Linked DNA regions of Homo sapiens: regions 2 and 3 are each linked to region 1. A link is a loop called in an ENCODE intact Hi-C map of the cell type or tissue named here. Cell type or tissue: HepG2. All regions are shown on one strand.

The links. A loop is a pair of places that touch in the nucleus more often than their neighbours do. Peaks named below come from ENCODE experiments on the same cell type or tissue, not always from the same donor. Only the 100,000 strongest peaks of a DNase experiment are listed, where the experiment ranks them.
Region 2: it touches region 1 in a loop (5-fold over the local background); 24 of 110 quality-filtered maps call a loop at or near these places.
Region 3: a loop joins it to region 1, with 22 times the contacts of the local background. A loop is called at or near these places in 98 of 110 quality-filtered maps.

The regions. Positions count from the first base shown.
Region 1 is chr4:41,689,515-41,697,514 of GRCh38, forward strand. LIMCH1 (LIM and calponin homology domains 1) reads left to right here. Exons shown (of 32, transcript NM_001330672.2): 30 at 13-121; 31 at 2,768-2,870; 32 at 7,646-8,000. The coding sequence ends at 7,671. It overlaps LIMCH1-AS1 (LIMCH1 antisense RNA 1), which reads right to left and starts at 3,283. Exons shown (of 3, transcript XR_002959789.2): 1 at 3,028-3,283. In HepG2, CTCF peaks have their summits at 3,543 (motif pointing right) and 4,303 (motif pointing right); a DNase peak (open chromatin) is centred at 3,557.
Region 2 is chr4:41,810,559-41,818,558 of GRCh38, forward strand. No RefSeq gene overlaps it. Among named protein-coding and RNA genes, the nearest start is that of PHOX2B, 66 kb to the left of the region's middle. In HepG2, a CTCF peak has its summit at 4,202 (motif pointing left); no DNase peak of the experiment used is centred here.
Region 3 is chr4:41,883,347-41,891,346 of GRCh38, forward strand. It overlaps LOC124900696 (a long non-coding RNA gene), which reads right to left and starts at 7,586. Exons shown (of 2, transcript XR_007058105.1): 1 at 7,536-7,586; 2 at 1-348. In HepG2, CTCF peaks have their summits at 1,274 and 4,954 (motif pointing left); no DNase peak of the experiment used is centred here.

The sequences.
Region 1 (8,000 bases):
TTTTAAACCTAGGTCTATAAGTGGAAAGAAGCTGTGCTCTTCCTGTGGGCTTCCTTTGGGTAAAGGAGCTGCAATGATCATCGAGACCCTCAATCTCTATTTTCACATCCAGTGTTTCAGGGTACGTACTTACTGCTTTGCTCTCCAGACACAACTTCATGATGTCTTTTGGCATCGTTCCGTGCTGAAAAATGCCTCTTGGAAATTCTGGAGGGCTTTGTCTGTGAGGTCTCACTGTCTAGGTTGTATAGACATTCCTTCAGAATGAAACTCACCTATCACGAATCCCTCTGGGATGTCAGATTAGAAGAAGCAGAAAGGTTTGTGCAATTTGTCCTTACAAAACAGTTTTTGTTGCTAAAGAACATATACTCCAGCAGGAGGCTGAGAATGGGATGCTGGGGAGGATGATGCTCTTCCAAATCTTTTAGGGCCATGTGGATTTATTTGGAATGTAATGTCTATGCTGTTTCTTAAACTCTTATGACTTAATGTGAAAGGGTTTTAGTCTTTGACCTAGTGGAAAATTGTCTGTCAATTAAGTGGCTAGTTAGAAAATTGTAGGTCTCAGAATGAATATGTCTGTAATCTTAGATTAAATATCACTCCCTCAAAAAAGCTGCCCTGCCCACCCAGACTAAGTTATCTTTGTTATAGGTCCTTATAGAACCTTTCTTGGTCCTTATTACTGATTATTGGATTATTTAAATATTATCTCCTCTAATAAACTCCGTAAGGGCAGGGACCATGTCTGTCTTGGTTACCATTCTTTCCTCTCTACCTAGCAGAGTAGGTGTCAATAAATATTTTTACGTGAATGAATTAGTGAATAAACTGAAAATGAGGAGTTCTAGATTCTAGTCCCAGATCTCTTGGTAATAAGTAGGTGAGTTAACCAGTTATACCTGATTTATTATGAAATTTATAAGCTGGACTATATCAGCATATCCTGTATTTTCCACTCATGGACACATTTCAAAATAATATATAATTTTTGAAGGCGAACCCTCTGTCTCTAAGGAGGAGTAATTTCTTGGTCTGCATAATCCTAACATACTTTCTTTTCCCTTCTTGGATTTTCTTTTATTTCTTGTTGGTAGTTTCCTTGGCTATGAAGTAAATTTGCCTGGGTTTAAAATAACTCCCACTTTGCCTATAAGCTAAGAGAAAGTCAGTGAAGTTGTCCCCAAATTACTAATTTAATAATAACAGTAATCACTTGAAAGCAAGATTTATCATAGACAAAACACAGCATAGATACTTATTTTAGATTTCATTTATCAAAAGTATTAGAATGAGACCAGAGTTTCCTAAGTTTTATTTTATTTCTATAGAGAACCATTCCACAAAGGACAAGCAAAAATATTCTCGTTGTAAAGATTAACCTAGATAATGTATGTCCTAAATGGTCTAGGGATGTTTTGAGGCTCAAGGAATATGCTTTTTAAGATTTGTAGTTATGCCAAGATAATATGCATTCTGAGAACACTGCATTCTGTTCTCAGAAACTTTATGAGGACTAGAAATAAGCAAGGTGGTAAGGGCTCTTTGCAGATTCTCAAGGGTCAGGAGACTTGCCTTCTTAACTCTCAAGGCCTTTATTCACTCTAATCATTCACTTCCTGGAGCTGGCCTGATGCTTTAAGGTACATCCCCTCTTGGATTTATTCCCCACTCTTGCAATGTAGAGGCAGCTTATGACATAATTTGGATTAAGCCTCACTCTGTCCCAGGTCACCTTAGAGCATGAATTAGGGGCTAGATCCTGGTCCCCCTGCAAGAGGCTGGCACCCACACCAACTTCCACTGCCTTTCTACCCTTCTGGTACAAACATCCAAGTATATCCTACAGTCTCTTTCTGCACTCAGCCTGTGTTGGTGGAAATTCCCAGTGGATTTGTTGCTCTGAATATCACTGCTTTTAATGTGGAAATATAAAATGGAACAGCAGGCTGGGCACGGTGGCTCATGCCTGTAATCCCAGCACTTTGGGAGGCCAAGGTGGGCAGATAACCTGAGGTCAGAAGTTCGAGACCAGCCTGGCCAACATGGTGAAACTCCATCTTTACTAAAAATACAAAAAAAAAAAAAAAAAAAAAATAGCCAGGCGTGGTGGCACACGCCTGTAATCCCATCTACTCAGGAGGCTGAGGCAGGAGAATTGCTTGAGCCCAGGAAGTGGAGGTTGCAGTGAGCTGAGATCATGCCATTGCACTCCAGCCTGGCCTACAGAGCGAGACACTGTCTTAAAAAATAAATAAAATAAACAAATGGAACAGGTACTTCCTAGAAATTTTGATCTGGTAGAACTTAGCAACGATGCTGGCAAGCCTTTAAAGATTATTGATGGACACATTTCAATTGATAACTCATTGGCCATGTGTTTATTTAAAGCCACTAGGGTTTAATGTGTTTAAAATGGTTCTTCCATTTTGATTGAGAAACGGTGTATGATAGAGGTTAAGACGCTAGGCTTTGGAGTCAACCTGCTACCACTTATCAGCTCCACAACCTAGGAACAAGCCAACAAACCTCACTGAACCAGTGTCCTTCTCTGTAAAATGCAAGGAATTAAGCTAAAATTGCTAACTGTATATTTGCTTTTGCTGTAAGTTGACACTGGTGCAGCATCTTACACATAATAGATGCTCCACAAATGTGGTGATTGTAGAAGGGATTATTGTGCTATTCACATAAACAGTAACTAAGCATTAGAAAGAAACAATTCCTTATGCATCTTATGATGTCTGTTCTTTTTACCCTATAGTGTGGAATTTGTAAAGGCCAGCTTGGAGATGCAGTGAGTGGGACGGATGTTAGGATTCGAAATGGTCTCCTGAACTGTAATGATTGCTACATGCGATCCAGAAGTAAGTACTGGGGAGAATGCCTCATGATGACCGAGTGTAATCGTATGTCTTCCATAGGACCCAATTTAGGAATTCAAATATTTTTCCCCAGCCGTTGACACTCTAATCTGAGAGAAAGGTTTCTTAACATCTAGGTTAAAAAAGAAAAGATATTTACCACTCGTTTCTTCCTGGAAGTTATTGCTACAATGTGGACCAATTCTTTTTATCCTGAAGTGCATCAGCACACCAGCAGGTCAAAACATTGCCTGAGCTCACTACAGAGATTTTGGTGTGATAGAAAGGAGATATAAGGTCTGTCAAACACTGTCACTTGTTCAGGCATGTCTTTAGACGACTGGCACCATTTGGGGATGGTTAAATGTGGAGAGCGGCTCTCCACTGTTTCTCAGATCGAGCACCAACTCATCAATGTCTCCACGCCCTACATTCAGGAGTTTCATTACGTCATATGTGTTCCCAACTGAATGGAAAGTTCCTTGAGAGACAACAATGAGGGTTCCACTTCTCTGTGGATTCTTCCCCACCTCCCACCTCTACAATATCTTAGTAACAATATGCGCTTAACAAATTATTTGCTGCCTTAGTAAGTGAGAAGCCTGCTTGCTTTCCCGTCTTGCATCCGGGCCTCCTACTGTGGAAGGTGCATGTTAGTTTGCGGGGCAGCAGGGGGTGCTGTTGCCTAGCCGCTGTTTAGAAAATCTGAAAATGGCCAGTGGCTTGCCTCGGAATGTTTCCTCATTCTCCATCATGAGTACAGTCCTTCTGGTGGGTCACCTAGACAGCAGAAGACCTTTTAGTGCAGATTCATCAGTCAGAAACTCTTTTAAAAAATTGGAGTGAAGATAGGGAGTGTGAAATTCAAGAATGACTATTTCTCAAAGTGAAGTCACGTTTTTACTGCCTTTTTACATGGATCTCAAATCTCTGCAAGACTGAAAACTTTGAGAATAAAAATTGAAGGTAATTTGTTTTATAGCTATAGATTTAGTAAATTCAGTTAAATATGCCTATTAATAAAATGGGAAATAAAAATTTAATCAAACCCAGGTAGTTTAGATTTATAATAAATATTTGACTTGAGATCAAAACAGTTCCAACTTAGAGCCGCTGCTATCAAACTGGACTATTTAGATCATGCATGATATTAGTTTTTATACTATGTATTTTATATATTAAATTATATAAATAGTATACCATATATCATAAATATATACACACAAATTAACATATATAGTACATGTATAATAGGTAATAATTATATACATTTTATTTAAACTGGACTTTTGCTTTTATATGCTAACAAGGAAAACAACTCTTTTCTCCCAGATTTCAATGCGAATTTTCCTATCGTCTTCTATAAATTATTCTTTTTCTCTACCTCAGTGAACCACAGTGAATGTAATTTATGGAACCAGAAGAGGGCACTGTTAGGTTGAAGGACTGCTCAGAAAGATTTGAAAAGTGCTGTAGATCTGAGTTTGTTTAATAATTTAAAGTGCTTGAAGGATGCCAACAGAACAACCTGAACCCCCCTCTGGGTGACAGTGACCTCTTTTCATCTAGATTTTTTTAAATTGAGAGGTTGGGTGATTCTTTGTCATTTCTTTTGGAAATTAGCTTTTTAATTCAAGACCAGGAATTTTTCTCTTAAATATACAAATATAAAGGGCATTAACTGCTTTTAATTTCAAAACCATGGAGTTCCTGTAATCAGCTGAAAAATAAGAAAGTGATTTGGAGGTAGGCCACAAAAATGATTTTTTCTTTATTTTATATGTGAAATGCAGTGTTTTACCAGGATTTACCATAGAAAACAAGGCCCATTGTTTTCTCTGCTTCTATAGACATTCAATGAATAAATAAAAGTTACAGATGCTATAATGTTAGAAAAATTGAATTGTTCAGAAAGACACCACATTAAAAGGGCAGATCTCCATTGTAATCACCTTCCAATAATTTCTTGGGGTAGGGGCAGAATATATGTTTGTACATGTGTATGCACACACTTGCACACATGTACACACAGAGATACATATAAGTATGATGTATCTACCTGGATTTGTGTTGGTTTTTATTTCACATAGGTGATGATCATATAGTCATGGTGTTCTGTACTTGGTTTTTGTTGCTGTCATTTTGAACTTAATGATATATCTTGGTAACTTTTCCAGATAACATGTTGTGTCTCCTTTTTCTTTTTAATGACTTTTAAATAGCGGCATACAATCCCATTGTGTGGACTTATAATTTAAAACTAATTCTCTATGAATGGACACTTTGGTGGTTTCCCATTTTTTAATATTATTTTTAAATGAACATCCTTGTGCATATATCTTGGTGAATATTTCAGAGCATCTCCATAGGATAGATTCTGAGCAGTAGCACAGGTGACGTAAAAGGCATGTGCTTTTTAAATTTTCAGACATCTTGCTTAATTATCATTCAGAAAAGTGCACTCTCCCTGCAAAATGTATGAGAGACCCCCTTTATTTCCTCCAAGCCTGTATCAGCTCTGGATATCATCAAACATTAAAAATTTCCACTCTGCTTGGTGGGGGAAAAAATCTCATTGCTTTGATCTGTATTTCCATAATTATGGGTTTGAACATCTTTTCATATGTTTACTCACTATTTATATTTCCTTTTCTGTAAAGTGCTTCCCTAGCCTTTGCCCATTCTTCTATTTGGCACCTGATTTGTATGAGTTCTTTGCAAATTAAAGAAATTTGCCATTTGTTATATTTGCCGCATATTGTGGTTATTAGTTTTCCCACTCTGTGATTTATTTTCATACAAAAGATTTTCATTTTATGTAATTAAATATATATATTTAATACATATAAAAGAAATATATGTTTCTTTTTTGGATTATAGGTTTCTTAGGAAAACTCTCATTTAAAGTGTATAAATAAATTTAGCTGAGATTTCTTCTAGAATTGTTTTTTTTTTTCTCCTTCACATGTAAATATGTCATAAGCAGGATTGTATTTGGGGGTAAAAAATGAGGTAGCTATCTGGCCTGATTTTTTTTCCAGTTAGCCACTTGTATGAATATCACTGAATGAATAACCCCTCTTTTTCTCACTAATTTGAAATGCCAGCTTTCTCATAAACTAAGTTCCCATATATATTTAGGTCTATTTCTGGATATTTTATTATGTTTTATTAACCTATTTATTCTCCATTACTGAATGTTTTTAATTATTGTAGCTTCATAATATGTTTTAATATTGGGTAATAAGGGTCACCTTCTTTCCAATTATTTTTTTCCAAAATTTTCCTAACTCTTCTCCCATGTTCATTTTTCCAGATAACATTAATATCTTTAGGCTAATTTCAATTAAGTTAACTCATGACAGAGAGAATGACCAGCACATCTGAGAATACTGTTTAATTCTTTGCTGATGTCCTAAGAAATAAATATACCTTAGGAATGAATAGGTAGAGGGGATTATAATTTGGATTGAGAAGTATAAATATGCTTGTATTGGTCAAATATATCCAAGATGCAATAAAAGAGTCAGAATGGGAAAAAAAAAGGCTAAAAACCATTTTTCTTTCTTTTTTAAAATTTGATTTAAATTGAGAAGAGTGGAGATGGATAGATGTGAAGGGTGGTTTACGTCATAGGCATTCTAAGTGAAACAAAATAATTTCATTTTGTGGAATAATAAAACCTGAATATATAATCCTATTTTCTCCAAGTAACTAGTCACATTTAAATGAAATTTTTCTCTTGAAGGGAAAAATAGCATACCAGCATATTAAAATGCAACTCCTAAAAGCAATGTAAACAGTTTTTAAGTTCATATGTAAATGGAAATGGACGTGCAAAACAAATTACCTGTCATACATCAAGCCGTCACATGTTTAACTTGTGCCATTTGTGCTTGGGTGTTGGATGACTGTGTCTTTGTACATGGTGTTCTGTTCCATCATTCACTCTTGTGAAACGCATTTAATGCAAACTCCCTGGGGTCTTTTCAAATGTTGCAATTGCCTCATCACAACTGTAGTGCCTAAAAAGGAGAAATCCTGTGAAGGTTTCAGCAGAAAATATGGAACCCAAACAATCCTTTCTAGATAGGTTTACCAGATAAAATATAAGATACCTAGTGGAATTTTTTTAAACCAAGTTAAAGTTGAATTTCACATAAACAATACATTTTTTAAGTCTGTGTATGTCCCAAATATTGCATGCTCTGGATTTAACATAAGTATGTCCCAAATATCATATGGATATGCTTATACTGAAAAATTCTGTGTCGTTTATCTGAAATTATACTGTACTGGGTATTGCGTATTTATACTTGCTGAATCTAGCAATCTAATTTCTAGATCATATGTCAAATTCCTCATATTACAATGTACTTATTCTTAGAGAAATCAAAACCTAAGGAAACTGAGAGAAAAGAGATTATTTTCTTGCTTATTTGCCCCAGAGGACAAGGTAGAAAACTTGATGGAGATGCTTTGGTTTAGGGGCAATCCAGAGCATTTGATCAAACTTCACAGTGCATGTGAATCACCTGGGCACCACGTTAAGTGGGTCTGGAATGCGGCTTAAGAGCCCGGATTTCAAACAGACTCCAGGTGATGCCAGTACTACTTGTCCTGGGGCCACACTTCAAGTAGCAGGATGGGAGAAGTTTCTGGTCCCCAGGAAGAGGAGACTTTGGTAAAGGCAGTTGCTCATTAGGGAGGTTTTAAAATGTCTGAAGCGAGAAATGTTGCCTACCACTCTTGTTTGTTGTTGTTTGTTTTAATCACAGGTGCCGGGCAGCCTACAACATTGTGACACGGCTTTCAAGCTTCCGGATCACTCACCATTTCTTTACTGAGAGTGTCCCCTGGCAACTGCTTAACAAAATCCCAAGCTCAGGGGCTTCTCAGCATTTACCTAATTTCTGAAAGGCTCTTCTGAAAGGTGGTATCTGTTCTTTCGTAGCACAGTGTTTATGTTTTTCCTGTTTATTGTTTTGGTTTTTTTTTTTTTTTTGCATTTGCACAGTATACACAAAAGAATATGGGGTTGTAATGATCCTGAATAGCTCAAAAAAGGTTTTAGCATGGTCAAACAGGCTTATGGTTTAAAATGTGTTATTCTCTTCTTTGGGAATTAGCTAA
Region 2 (8,000 bases), 120 kb after region 1:
GTTCACTCTTGGTATTGAACAGTCTATAGATTTTGACAGATGTATATTGATATTTATTCACCATAACAATCAGAGTAGTTTCACTGCTATAAAAATCCTGCATTCCACCTCTTCATCCCTCTCTCCCCTATAATCCATGGCAACAGCTAATCTTCTACTATCTCCATAGTTTTGCTTTTTTCCAGAATGTCCTATATTGAAATCATATAGTAGCAATCTTTCCAATTGACTTTTTTATTTAATAGTATGAATTTAAGATTCCTCTATATCTTTTCAATCTTTATAGCTCATTTCTTTTTAGTGCTGAATAATATTCTACTATCTGAATGTGCCACAGTTTATTTATCCATCTACCTACTGAAGGACATCTTGGTTGCTTCCCAGTTTGGGCAATTATGAATAAAGCTGCTATAAACATCTTTGTGCAGGTTTTTATGTGGACATAGCTTCAAACTCATTTGGTACAATACCATAGAGCACAATTGCTAGATGGTATAATAAGAGAATGTTTAGTTTTGTGAGAAACTATCCAACTGTCTTCCCAAGTGGCTGTTCCATTTTTTATTCCTATCAGCAACCAATGAGAGCTCCTGTTACTCTGCATCCTCACCAGCATTTGGTGTTGTCAGTGTTCTGGATTTTGGTGTGTTTCATTTGCATCTCCCTGGTAATCTAGGATGTGGAGCACCTTTTCATATACATATTTGCCATCTGTATTAGTCCATTTTCATGCTGCTGACAAAGACATACCCAAGGCTGGGCAATTTACAAAAGACAGAGGTTTATTGGACTTACAGTTCCACGTGGCCGGAGAGGCCTCACAATCATGGCAGAAGGTGAAAGACACGTCTCATATGGTGGCAGCAAGAGAGAGAATGAGAGCCACACCAAACGGGTTTCCCCTTATCAAACCATGAGATCTCGTGAGACTTATTCACTACGACAAGAACAGTATAAGGGAAACCACTCCCATGATTCAATTACCTCCCACTGGATCCCTGCCACAATAGGTGGGAATTATGGGAGTACAATTCAAGATGAGATTTGGGTGGGGACACAGAGCCAAACCATATCACCATCTGTATATCGTCGTTGGTGGGATGTCTGTGAAGGTTTTTGACCCATTTTTTTAATCGGATTGTTTGTTTTCTCACTGTTGAGTTTTAAGGGCTCTTTGTATATTTTGTATAACAGTTTTTAAATCAGATATTTCTTTGCAAGATTTTCTCTCAGTTTGTGGCTTGTATTCTCTCTCTCTCTCTTTTTCTTTTTTGCTGGACTAGCCACATTTCAAGTACCTAGTAGCCACATGTTATTAGTGGCTACTGTACTGGACAGTACAACTTTAGAGGGATTAACCTGGTAATGAGATGCAGTCATTTGACCTCTGTGATAGGATATCCAAAAGGAAATACCTAGACTGGTCACAGTGGCTCACACCCGTAATCCCAGCACTTTGGGAGGCCAAGGCAGCAGGATAGTTTGAGGTCTGGGCAATGTAGCAAAACCTCATTAAAAAAAAAAAAGTTAGCTGGCTGTGGTGGCATTTCCCTGTAGTCCCAGCTACTTGGGAGGATTGCTTGAGTCGAGGAGTTTAAGGCTGAAGTGAGCTATGATTATGCCACTGCACTCCAGCCTGGGTGACAAAGCAACAACTTGACTCTAATTAAAAAAGAAATAAGTAAATAAATAAATAAAAGAAATACCTAATTGGTGATTGTTAGGTCCAGGAAGCTAGAGCTCAGAAGAGAGGTCGAGACAGAATTTAAAGACTTTGGAGTTATCGGCAATTAGGTGGTAGCTGAAGCATGTAAGTGTATGAGACTACCCAAGGAAAGAATATTGACTGGGAAGAGAAGAGGGTCTAGAACTGATTTCCAAATTACCTGCCTACCAAACATCTCCACTTATGTGATAGGAAATATTCTCAAACTTGGACTATCCCCAGCTCAATTCATTCTTTCCCCCTTCTTATTCTCCCTCAAACTTTCTTACCCATTCACCAACTTGCACAAGCTGGAAATCTAGAAGTCATCCTCAACTCCTTCTCCATCAGCCCCCAGGGCCCATCTGTGGCCAGCTCCTGCTGATTCTATATCCTAAATTGCTCTTGCATCTGTCCCCTATTTTCATCCCCATTTCATCATCTCTTACCTGGATCACTGCCATAGCTCCCTAACTGGCCTCTCTGTCTCCAGTCAGGCCTCACTGCAATACATTCTGCACAATGATGCCACAGCGATCATTTAAAAGGTAAATCTGATCATGTCAGTTCTCTGACTTAAAATCCTTCAATGACTCACCATTACATTCATAATAAAGTCTAACTTCATCATGGCATACGAGGTTCTCATGTTTACCTTCCCAGCTGCATGCACACATACCCTGAGCTCCAACCACACGAACTGCCTACCAATTACCCAATTGTTCTCTCACTTGCTCTCACTCTCTTGTTCTCATTCTTGCACACACTTCCTTCTGCCTTCCTTCCACACCCTTGCTCTCTATATGAAGCTGGGCATCTTCTCCCATATTACCACAGCATGACTTTAGTATTATTTTGTAAGTGTTGTATATTCGTCTGTCTCTGCACCTAGACTGTGAACTCTCTGAGGCCAGGGATTGTATCTGTCATCTCTGTATTCCCAAAACTTTACCCAGTGCTTGACAGAAGGTGCTTGATACATTTTATGGAATAAAAGAGCAGAAGGGCCAACCCAGTACCCAAGAATGATCAGGCAAGCCTATCACATAATATCACTCAAGGAATTTATCCAGGGTTAAACTGTTGGGAGAGAGGAGGAAGTGGCTCCAGAAGTATTGGAGGAGTGAAACATTTAATGCTAAGTGGTAATATATGGGATTTTTTATGGCTTTACTGTGGCTTAGTGACCAAATTAGAGACAGTGTGGTTAGGGAATTAACATCTGCAACACACAAACCCACTATCTCAGTCCTTTTTGTGCTGCTGTAACAAAATATCATATAACAAATTACCCATAGACTGGGTAATTCGTAAGAAACAGAATTTTTTTTCTCACAGTTCTGAGGGCTGGAAAGTCCAAGACTAAGCCACCAGCAGATTCAGTGTCTGGTGAGGGCCCCATCTCTCTACTTCCAAGATGGCGCCTTGTTCTCCATCCTCATGTGGAGGAAGGGTCAAAGAGCAAAAGGGATGAACCCTGTGGGAAGCCTTAATCCTATTTATGAGGAAGAAGCCCTCAAGACCTGATTCACCCCCTAATTCATCCCCTAAAGGCCCCACTTCTTAATACTATTGCATTGGATATTCAGTTTGAACACGAATTTTGCAGGGGACACAAACTTTCAAACCATAACACCCAGCAAAACTCCTGGCTTGTTCCTGTGCACAGTCCCTCCTTTCTGTTGTCCTTCATCTGCCATTCCAGAATGGAGCCTCACATACTTCCACTGGGTCCCCAGCTTCATTTGGCGGGCCCTGTATTTTGATGGAGGGTGTCCCTTCAAGGAATTCTTGAGTCCACAATAAATTCCTTCCGGGCCTTTGGAGTCAGAATGTCTTACTTTAGTTGGGACCTAGAGAATTCTCCAGAACTGAGGAGAATTACCTCAGTCCACCCTGGGTAACAGTGTGGGAGAACTGAGACAAACATTTTGGATTGACCTGGTGGGGATGTGGCTTTGAGCTGGCATCAGAAGTTAACAAAAGAAATGAGTGGGTTGAAATTGGCTGATGGGAATCCAGTGTGTCGCTTAGTGCAGCATCCATGTCACACAGGGTTTCTTACTGCACTCAGTGATTACATCTTCCCAGGGAAGCCTTCCTTGCGCCCAACTTTCAGACACCCACGTCCTTCCATTACTGTCCTTACTAATATGAGCTATGATTCCTTGTATAGACATCTATCTACTCTCCAGAGTACAAATCTTGCCTTCTTTGGAGAGAAAACAGAGTATTAACAATTTGGGTGCCAGAATCAGACAGACCTAAGTTTGAATCCTGGCTCCACCAATTACTGCTTGTTAAGGTCTTGGGCAAATTGACTCCTGTGTGCCCCAGTTGACTTGTATTAGTTTTCTGTAGCTGCTGTAACAAAGTACCACAAGCTTGGTGGCTTAAAATGACAAAAATGTCTTCTCTCACAATTCTGGAGACAAGGAGTTGGAAATCAGTGTGAGTCGGCTGAAACGAAGGTCTCGGCAGGGCCGTGCTCCCTCTGGAGGCTCCAGGAGAGAATTCTCTCCCTGCCTCTTCCAGTTTCGGATGGCTGCGGACATTCTTCCACCCGACTGCCTCACTCCAGTCTTTGCCTCTGTGGTCACATTGCCTTCTCCTATTCCATGTGTATCGAATCGCCCTCTGCCTCGTCACATGAATCTTATCAGAGGATGTATGTGACAGCATTTAGGGCCCATCTGGATAATCCAGGAAAATCTCCCCATCGCAAAATCCTTAGCTTACTCACCTCTGCAAAGACTCTTTTCCCAAATAAGATAACACTTACAAATTCCAGTTGTTTGAACCTGACATTTTAGGGGCTGCCATTCAGTCTACTACATTCCCTAACCGTGAGTTATATATGTATTAAAATATTATTTTTATATTTTACTATTTAACTGTAAATGAAAATAGATGTCCTATTCAAAATCTGGATATGAATTGTTTTTGTCTGAGTTCCCCCGTCCCCACTCCCCCTGAGCAGGCTGGAGACCAAGGACGTGCATGCAAGTAGTTGGGGCGTGGGGGAAGTGGTCCCAGGAAACAGGAGGGTGGAACTAGGAACAGTTAGACGGAAATGGAGGGAAAGTCAATATAAGCGTACATTATTGAGCTAGCCTTTCTGGGCAGCTGGAGCTCAACCTTGCTGGTACCCTCTGAGGAGCTGTGTAGATGACCTCTGAGTTGTCCTTTTGAGGGATAGAGGATGGGAGCATTTATCCACCATCACTCATCTTCCATGGGTCCCGTGAGCAGCTTCCCCACACTTTCAAGCTTGAGCACACATCAGAATAGTTGAGCAATTTCCCACAGGTAAAATCCTTGGCAGAAGCAGTGAAACCCCAGGGCAGAAAGCGAGAGATAAGTGGTATAGCTGAAACAAGGTACTGCCAACTTATACCTGGAGGAAACTGGTTGTCATGGCAACAGCTAGACTAAAAAGATGAGTCAAGAAGATATCAGATGAGGCATACAACAGTCCTGTACGTTTAGGGTTGTTGTAAGGATTAAATACCACAAAGTATGTATCTAATACATGGTAAACCTTCAAAAGAAACAGCCATTATTTTGGTTAACGTGGTTACTAAATACCTGTCCTTATATCACATGCCTAGCATAGTGCCTAGCACATGGGAAACTTGCAATATATCTTTGCTGGCTGGAAGGCTGAAGGAATGGAAGGAAGGATAAGTGGATGGATGGATAGGTAGATGGATGGATAGGTGAATGGATGGGTGGATGAGTGAGTGGACTGACAAAAGCAAACGAACATACCAGCGTATGTGCTTTGATATTTTCTCAGAAAGAAGCCACAAGTGTCTCTCTAATTAATAAATCAAGTAGTCAGATGTAGGAGCTGTGATGCCTCGGAAGAACATAATAAATATATAGCACCTGAGATTAATGCTCTCTTAACTTAACTGGTAAATTTCTTTTCTTCCACTACAACTGAAGTTCAATTCACTTAGAATTTCCATTGCCCTGGACAATTTTGAGATTCAGATCTCAGCTGGTTTTTTTGTTTGTTTGTTTGTTTTGTATTTGTTTTGAGAAGGAGTCTTGCTCTTGTCGCTAAGGCTGGAGTGCAATGGCACAATCTCGGCTCACTGCAACCTCCGCCTCCCAGGTTCAAGCTATTCTCCCGCCTCAGCCTCCAGAGTAGCTGGGATTACAGGCACCTGCCATCATGCCTGGCTAATTTTTGTATTTTTGTAGAGACGGGGTTTCACCATGTTAGCCAAGCTGGCCTTGAACTCCTGATGTCAGGTGATCTGCCCACCTCAGCCTCCAAAAGTGCTGGGATTATAGGCATGAGCCACCACACTCAGACAGATCTCAGCTGTTTTAATCTGGCTGGGAGTAAATTAGGAACCTCATGGTATCATGTGCTGGAAGCAACTTGACTTTTGATCTTAGAGTGAAATATTTTCTTTAGACCCATGTGCACTCTATTTTTACCCTCATTCTGGGGTGCAGGATTACAGACGAGCAACTTGACAATAGTCTTGTGAGAGGGAGTATATGCTTCCTCATGTCGTCATCATCTTAAACACTTCATGCTTCACCAAAGCTTACTAGGCAGCACCGCTTGTGTTGGGATCTAAGAATAAAAGATTCATACTTCTGTCCTGAATGAATGCACATCCTATTTGAAGAGATAGTGTTGTTACATAAAAATAAATAATGTTGTTAGACACTTATCATGAGGGCCTAGTGAATGCTCCCGACAAAACTCCTGAAGTTCTGGAATGGAGGAAGGGTACTGCAAGTTAGGGAAGCTCATCAAATCTTCCTGAAAGAGATAGAGCAAGCTCAGGCCTTGAAGAGAGTATAGGTGTGGATACTTTGAAAGCGGGCAGGAGGAAGCAATTCCAGGCAAGAGGAATCGTGTTGGGTAAGAACTCATGACTCTTTCAGGGGAGCTCAGGCCAGGGGCTTTTAAGCAGATGAGCCTGCAAACAAGAGAGGAAAAAGTATTAGTGCTCTCCCATTCATCATAGCACAAAGAAGAAAGGCTGCTACGCAGAGCAGAGCCAGTCCACCTATTTGTGATCTGGTGGCTACAGTGCCAAGAACAACTTAATTTGGGGCTTAGGCTAGTGAGATCACACTTGGCTAACTTTCCTCCAGCCAGATCATGGTTGGAGGATGCTCTCCGGAAGACTGTTAGGAAACAAAGTCCTTCCTCTCTTAATCTTTTAACCATATGCGTTCCATCTCCCCTGCCTCTGCCTGGTCTTCAGTTGAAGGAAAAGATTATCCTCCTGGGTTTACTCATTTATTCATCTGTTCATTCAACAAATATTTATTGAGCATCCACTTTGTGCTAGACTCTGCCAGGCACTGGGAAGTCAGTGGCAAACATCTTTGATAAAGGCAGAGTTTTAAGATGTAAATATGGGGGGTTGCTTAATCAGAAAGAGGGGGAAACCTGAGCTAAGCTGAGAGTTGCTCAGCTGAGAGGACAGCAGGATGAGCTAGAGTCAGTCCGGTGAAAATGTGGGGCAAGATCATTCCAGAGACAGGGAACAGATCCTCTAATGACCTTGTGATGGAAGAGAGCAAAACTCATTTGGGGAACCAAGAGAAGGCCAGCTGAGACCAGGGCAGAAAGACCAAAAGGAGTAGAGGGCAGGATGAGTTTGGAGAGGCAGACATGGCCTGATGAGGTAAGACCTTGTGGTCCAGGCCACGGATTTTGGCTGTTAGCCTAAGAGTGATGGGGAGCCATCAGTGACCCAAGTGAGTGCTGTTTCTGTGAAGCAACAGAGTTGGCTACCAGGCTGGAGTGGAGTTAGTACATGCTTTGCTAGTGTTAGTGGCTCAGGCATCTGGCTTTGTGATAGTAAAATATAAAATAGTTTGGCATATCAGTCTGCAGAGAATGAGAAAAGGGAGCAGAGAAGGGTATGATGATTCTTTTTAAGAGCATAATGTCAAAATTACACACACTATTTCTGCTCACATCCTATTAACCATAATATTCTCTTGGCCTCTCCTAGCTACAAGGAAAGCTGGGAAATGTGGTCTTTCTCCTAAGCAGCACTACACCTGGAGCTAAAATTTCTACCACTTCTCCATAGAAGAGAGAATGATTGTTGGGGAAGAGTTGACAGTCTCTGTCATAGGGCCCTCACTGATCTTTTCAGTCAAGGCCAATTAATAATACAGACATGCAGTCATTCAGTGAGCGCCTACTGTATGCCATGCTCTGAGCCCTATGCAGAGATTATACAGATGAATGAGGCACAATAACTACATTCAAGTAGCTCATAATCTAGTGTAGTGGAACTCAAAC
Region 3 (8,000 bases), 190 kb after region 1:
CAACAAAAACCACATATCCAGTAGGCTAGATACTATATAGAGAGTATTCCCACGTTGTCTCAGATTAATTTAAAGAAATCCTAAAAGGGCGTCTTTGAGGCGTTTGCTGGACTCACAGGAGCGGAACCAGGTTTCCAAATGGTATTGTTTACAACAATACTCAATACTGCGCTCCTGCTCTTTGCCTAGAGGTAAACGTGTCCCCGAGGCCAGATGTTCTTCTATTGTGCACAGGCCCATTGACTTGGAGCCTTGCTTTAGGGATAGGATCTCCGTTTTACTCAGAAGGGTTGGAGGGTGAAGGTGTCCTCTCCTTGGGCTTTGCTCCTATTCACATGAAGCAAACAGCTGTGGGACGGTGGAGAAAGAGCAATTAGGGAGAAGGATATTTATAATCCCTTAAAGGGGCAAAATAGAATAAGAGACCCAAAAGAGATTATTTGAGGTGTTAAAGGTAAAAAAAAAAAATCAAATAAATAGAGGCTACAGAACTGCCTATAATAAAAATTATTTTAGAAGAGCTTAAGTCCCTGTCCCATACTTGTATATAACACTGCTACAGTTATAAACCATAGCAATCTCTTTTGAATGAATGACGAGTTCAGACCAAGGGCCTTTTATTCAGTTTACCCAGTTTCATTATTGTAGTTCATCATTCTTTAAATCCTTCAAGCCAGTCTTACAAATAAGCACAAAAAATGAAAAATTACCAGCCCTGAAATGTTTTATTAGTTTGCGTCTCCCCAAGGCTACATAATGTTATGCAAGTGAAAGACCATGAAATCAATAAAATCTCCTAGTTTTCTGCTGGCCAGTCCGAATGGCTATTGGCCTTGAGCACAAAAGTCCACAAGGACTGGTAAGGTCGATTTTGTGCTATTTTGGTCTCCACGGGCTGAATTTCAAAATTCAACAGGAAGCACTAGCAGATAGCAGATCCTTGGGCTTCGGATTTATTTGTTTCTCTTGTTTTACAGAAAGACCAGCCTCAGTGACAGTCACACTGTATGGAACAGATTCAACTGGCCCACTCTTTTTTAATAAATAAATGACATTAAAGAGTCTGGCAGTTCTGGGAGGCAGGGTTTTATGAGCTAATCACACCCCTGGGGGGAATTTGGTAGTGTGTAGTATAGTCTCACCCTGGGGGTGTGATTACCCTATGGTAGCCACACCCACCCATCATGCTTTATTTCTTAACCAATAAATCACTACAAATGATGTGATCTGCACAGCCATATATCTCAGGCCCCTCCTTGCACACACAAGCAGCCCCTGCTGGTGAAACCAGTGGAGCAAAGTGATGCTCCCTGAATGGACATATCCCATCCTGCCCTTTGTGATAAAAATTTTAAAACAAGGGTGTGTCTTAGGTCTGCCTATTTTTTCCTTTCTTCTATTGAGACATTAAAAAGGGACCCTGAGTTCCTCTTGCCACTCATGTTCCCATCCCTTTGATTTCCCCCAGAAGAGTGCCCAGCTTGGCATTTGGTTGTATTTAGTTGGGCTCCTGCTAGATTGAAACATGAGTTTTTCCTGGGAATTCTGGTTATTTGTGATCCTTGGGTGAGCAAGGCGCAGGCTTTTGTATTGTAGCTCTTTATCAGGGCATTGCTGGGACTGGCGCACGTGCTCTTAAAGGTCTCTTCGGATAATCAGTGTCACTCCCATTGTAGTTGGATTCCTCCAGCCTCGTTTTCTTTCCCTCCCCATGTTCCATCTTCCTCAGTAAAGCATTCATTTGCTTTAACTTCACCTAGTCTAATTGACAGGATCCATTGTCATCTGCCTAAAACTTTTGTTCTTCTCGTCTTTATCCCTCTGAAGTGAGAATGCTATGCCCCCTCCAACCTTTTTTTTTTTTTTAAGATTTTTCTAGCTGATCGCATACAAGGCAGCACTCTGCATAAAAAGGCAATGGCTAACCCAAGACAGAGTAACTTACAGACCCCAGAAGCCGAGCAGGAGCTGCACTACAACCTGAAAAAGGGCCCACACATTTGAGGCCTGGCACAGGGCAAGGAAACATACCTATGAGGCGACAGAGTAGAGTTTTCTTGTTGGGTTTTGGGAAGAAATAAATATTTTTTGAACAGTGACATAACTTGGACTTCTCCCACTTGAGACAAAACTTGAGAACTTGCTGCCAGATCTGGGGGAGAAATTACATTAAGGAGGAGGATTCCACCTCCAATATCAGCCCTGAAAAGAAGTGAGAATCCTGCCAGCATTCGCAGCCTGGACATCTGGAAAACTTCACTGTTCTGACCAGAGCTTGCCACTCTAATCCTCTGATCTCTTGACAGTGGTTCTGATCCCACTGCCAGCAAGAAACAGTGCCTGCTGCATTTGGGGATGGGGGATAAGGAGAGGGCTTGGTAGACTGTCATTGGAAGATCATGAGAAGAGATCTCCATATTTTATGGTTATCTAGACAATGAATCTGATCTCAATTTATCAGGATTACTTGACCTCAGTGGCATGCATTTTCTCAAAGGTGAGTTTGGAGCTAAGAAGGATATCCATTAGCTTGACTAGTAAAAATATGTTGGTTAATGGATTCTACTAGACATTCACATTCAGATTGATTACTCTGTTATACTCTTATGAAGTACAAAAAATTTACCACCCCTTCTCCGCCTCAGAAGCACACATCTGTGTTCAATAGCAATCACTATCAAGGAAGTTTCATTTGAGAGTTGCCTGGAATGCCAATTGATTCTTTTTTTTTTTTCTTTTTTTGAGATGGAGTCTCACTCTTTCACCCAGGCTGGGATACAGTGGTGTGATCTTGGCTCACTGCAACCTCTGCCTCCAGGTTCAAGTACTCTCCTGCCTCAGTCTCCCGAGTAGCTGGGATTACAGGCACTCACCACCACACCCAGCTAATTTTTGTATTTTTAGTAGAGATGGGTTTCACCATGTTGGCCAAGCTGGTCTTGAACTCCTGGCCTCAGGTGATCTGCCTGCCTCGGCCTCCCAAAGTGTTGGGATTACAGGCGTGAGCCACTGAGCCTGGCCAATGCCGATTGATTCTGCCCTATTTCCACAAAGACACGATGCAGTCAACCAGTATACTAGTTCTTTTTTTTTTTGTATCCAGTTTAGGGGGATGATTCATGCTACATGCATCCCCCATGTCTGGAAAAGTGAGCCAATACCTGCATGTCTATTCATTCTCTTTAGATTGACCCCTCCTCAGGCACCTTGTCCCCTAAACCCCTTATATTTTCCTGGCAATCCATCTCTTTGACATCTTCCATTTTTTAAAGTCTTGTTTTTCTGTAATTGGTGGCTCCCTTCTTGGGGCTGACAGTGTTCACGTGTGGCAGCAGAAAGGGTGCTGTGTTTGGAGTTGGGGGAAATGACTTTGAGTTCCAGATTCAGGCATAGTAACTGTGGCTAGAGTGGACGAGGAAGAAATGTCCTACAGAACATTCCGATTTCATTAGACTGCTTTGGGGTCTGAGACTCAGTACTTTTAAAAACTCGCCAGAGCATTCTTATGTGCAATGAAGGTTAAGAGCCTCTGTTCTATACTGATGCATTGAAGGAGCTCTTGGGGTCAGGGACTCTACGAGGCCAGGACCAGAAGAGTGGGAAAGTCAATGGTGGGGCATCCACTTGGGCTTTCACTTCAAAGGGAAAAAACCCTCTTCCTTGTGATACTGCTCAAGCTCATTGTAAATAGTGTCCTGAATGTATGCTGGAAAAGGGAAAACATGCATGAGCTTCAGTCCAGGCTCTAATATTCCTGTTTTGTGACTTTAGACCAGTCACTTTATTTCTCTTGGGCTGCAGTTGTTTAAAATCTCGCAATGTGGAGATGACAATCTCTAGCACACGGGATTGGCATGAGGGTCAAACTAATACTACTACTATTAATAATAACTGCCATTCATTGCATTCTTATTCTGATTCTCAGGCACCCTCCAAGTGCTTTATGTGAATTATCTCATTTAACCCTTGCAAAATTCCATCTAAGGAAGATCTTATGAGGAAACACTGTGTTGAAAAGTCCTTTGTAATTAATAAAACCTTGTGAATGTATGATATCGTGCTCCACATAGTTTTGCAAAACTCCCTTACATATATATTGCCCAAGGGTATATAAATGAAAAGTAGAGACACTAAGATTTATGACTGGCTCTTTTAACACCAAGGTCATTGATCTTTCTACTATACTCCACTGGTTCCTGGATAATTGCAGATTATGTAATAGTATGTTTGAACTCAACTGTTCCTTAGTTCCTTGCTAGGAAAAATCTAATCCACCAAATCGGCTTCACCAAGATGCAAAGAAAGCTCAGAGTTTAAAATGTTTGATTTTATTCTATCATGAAGTATGGTTTCTGTATTCTGGCAGTGGGATGTATCTATTTTAAGGCTAAATGTCATTTCTTGGCATATGAAACAGTCATTTATTTATTCGGATGTGAAGTCCTTTAGATTTGCCAAGATAAGGACCAGTAGTCCTGAACTTGGGGATGCATTTCTTAACTGAGAAGCTCATAGTTCTGCTATTACAGCTACTGCTGCTTTCACCACATTTTAGAGGAGGCAGGCATTATAAAATGCCCTTTGATGAACATCTATGTAATTGAAGACTTAATACTCCCTCTGATTGTCACTAGTTCTCTTGCATTTAAATCCTGTTCTGTACAGTGAATTTGGCCTTGGTTCAGTTCACTTCATAGAGTGCCCCCAGGCCCCTCATTTATCTAGATGGCCCTGAGACTGGATTGTAGATTAGTACTACCTTTTGCTTTATTCTGTCTCTTGATTGTCTGTCTACCAGAAGGCAGGAACAAGGACTGGTTCTTCTATGTCATTGTATCTCTATAAAAGTTTTATTGAAACTGAAACTTATTTAAAATGCGTTTTATTTTTAAGTTACAGGTTTTATTTATTCTAGTTATTTCTGTCCTTGGTTTCAATGAGTGGACTGCCCCCTGGTGGACAAGAACTGTCAGCTCACATGAAAGTTAGCATGCTTTTGTAATTTCAGGCCATAGTCTGAATTATTTTTCTTCAATTAATATGAATTATATTCCATGAACAATAAGAATTGAATTCATAATATGTCAAATTCAATAAAAAAACAGAACTCTAAGATTCCTCCAGATATTCTTGGAATACCCTCAATTATGAGGACAGGGCCATAATCTTTGTACAGCAAATTTCCATTTTTCTAGAATGGCTGGGGAATTGTGAATTCTAATTCGGTTATCTTACAGTCGCTGATATAACTTACATAGGCTAATCATTTGCAAAGAATTAGTACACAGTGTGTAATGGAATACATGGACTGCTGAATGTCAATTTCAGTAGTACTTGACAATAATAGTGAACACTTACATAATACTAAGTACATCAGGTACTTAAGTTCATTTAATTTCCCCTTTTCTATGAATAGGTATGGTTACTATTGCTCTTGTGAAGATGAGGCAGCTGAGAACTGTCACACAGCTAGAAAATGATAGAGCTGGAATTTAAACCCAGGTCATGAGTTTCCAGAGAGCATGCACTTCAACCCTATGATAAATGGCCTTGCTTATGAGTTACAGAACATTTTAGGATGTCACAGGATCTCTCTTCTGAGCATTGCTGTTCACCAGTGTAGAAGTTGTAGGGGATTAGAATTAACCCTATGTCAGACCCAACCCCTTTCCCTTTCCACACCTTCCACTACCCTTATCACTGTGACACCTATCAGAGCATTGCACGTATTAAAGGTGCAGTAAATATCTCTTATCTATGAACTTGGATCATTCAAAGCCTTTTTTTTTCCCAGAAAACCTCAGCTCTCAGTTTATTTTTATTCATTTCTTTCTTACAAAATCATGGTGGATCCTACACAACCAAAATATGATTATTTAACTGTTTCGTTCAGGATAATATATAAGATTCTTCACACATGTTAGACTCATATGTGGCATATCCTGACCAAAGCAAGCTTTACCCAACTCAGTAAAGAAGACTATGTATCTGTTTTCATTCTTTTGAGAAAAAGTTTCTTGTTCATGCCAGATGAACCACATCTGCATTTCTGCATATAACATGTTAAAGGGTTTCTTTGACACTGGACTTAATGCAGGTCACTGCTATGGTTTGGATATGGTCTGTCCCTGCCAAAACTCATGTTGAAATTTGATCCCCAATTTCGCAGTGTTGGGAGGTGGGGCCTAGTGGGAGGTATTTAGGTCATAGGGGCAGATCTCTCATACATAGATTAATACTCTCCCCTGAGGAGGTGAGTGAGTCCTTCAGGGAATGGATTAGTTTCCCCAACAGTGGATTGTTAAAAAGCATATGACTTCCTCTGTTTCTCTCTCTTGCTTCCTCTCTTGCCATGCAGTCTCTTTGCACACATACCTGCTCCCCTTCCACTTGCCACAATGAGTTGAAGCAGCTTGAGACCCTCACCAGATACAGCTGCCCAATTTTGAACCTTCCAGCCACAAGAATCATGAATCAAATAAACCTCTTTTCTTTATAAATTATTCATCCTCAGGTATCCTGTTATAGCAACACAAAACAGACTAAGACAGGCACAAAAAATTTTATTGAAAACTGAACTCATAATCTAAGATGAGACCTTTACAACAAACTTGAATATCCTGTGAGTTTACCCTCTCAAAGGTGGCCGGGGAGCATGCCCAGCCCTGCAGTGCTCCTTTTCTGGGTGATCCATGCTGTTCTTGTCCCTAGCAGTTGAGATACTTGCTTCTAGTTTCAAGTCCTTATGGACTTCCTTACTCATCCAGAGCCTGGCTTGCTGGGGCTGCAGCTCTCTGACTCTCCCATCTGACTGCCAAGGTTAATTCATCATCTTTGCAAGAGGCAAACGCTCCCTTTTGATAGGAAGAGCCACTTCCTATTTGGAGAACCAAAATCAGATGTCCTGTTACACAGAAACATGGACTGTTGACATTGCCCATGCCACTTTGTTTAATCACTATGGCTGACACTGTGTGGGTTTCTGTGGCACACTGGTCAGCACACAGTAAGTAGTAATACGTTAAGTTGGCTGTTGAATGTACCTGGGAATACACCATGAGCCAGTTTTGTTTCTGTACAACCATTTTCCTGGGAATCAATGCAGCTCTTGGAAACTGCTTCAGGATAGTACATACAAGCACACACTGCAGCAATGTTTTTGAAGATATGAGAAGGAGGAAGATGTGCCAGTGGTTCAAGAAACATAACATGGTTTTAAAATACAGCCTAATGTGTTTAGTAACACAGGTGTGCTACTTTGTCTTAAAATTAAATATTAACATGGCCAGAAATCTTCCTGTTTATTCCTGCTTCTAATAAAGCTAACTTTATGTGGTGTTTGGTTGGTTTTAATAAATCTAGACCACAGAAAGAAAAACACTTCATCTGACAATACAACTTTAAAGCACCCTATTTTAGATACCTACAAAACGAAATTCTCATAATTATCAAGCTTCAACTATCAACATAATTAACATGGGCTTTAATTAAGTTTCTTTTTTTTTCCCCACTAAAAAAAGAAAAAGAAAACTTACCATCTGCATTCACCCAGAAGCACATGCATGGTTGAAATCAGACCGTCTGGGTGTTTTGGACACAAAAGAAACCTTTGACCACTCTGATTTGAGCATATGAGTGTCAAGAACCCCCAGAACAGAGCCAATCCAAAACGCGCTACAGTGTTTCTATTCAGAGGCCATCAATGTGCCTCTTTAACGGTTTTTCAGAATCCCAGGAAATTGTGATTACATGGCATTAGCTTTTCATTTTCTGAAGAATGGATGAAAAGCATGAAAGTCCTCTTGACAATGTGAAGAAAAGTATTTTTGGTTCTGGTATACTTCTGCTGTTTTCTGATAAACACTACACAGAAAATGCCTTTAAGATACCACACAATTATACATACAATTGTAGCTCAGTGGTGCCCGTGCTAGAGAGACTACAACCTTATCCAGGGAGAAAAAGACCCCCAAATGGCAATTGTTCTCAGTGAACAGTCA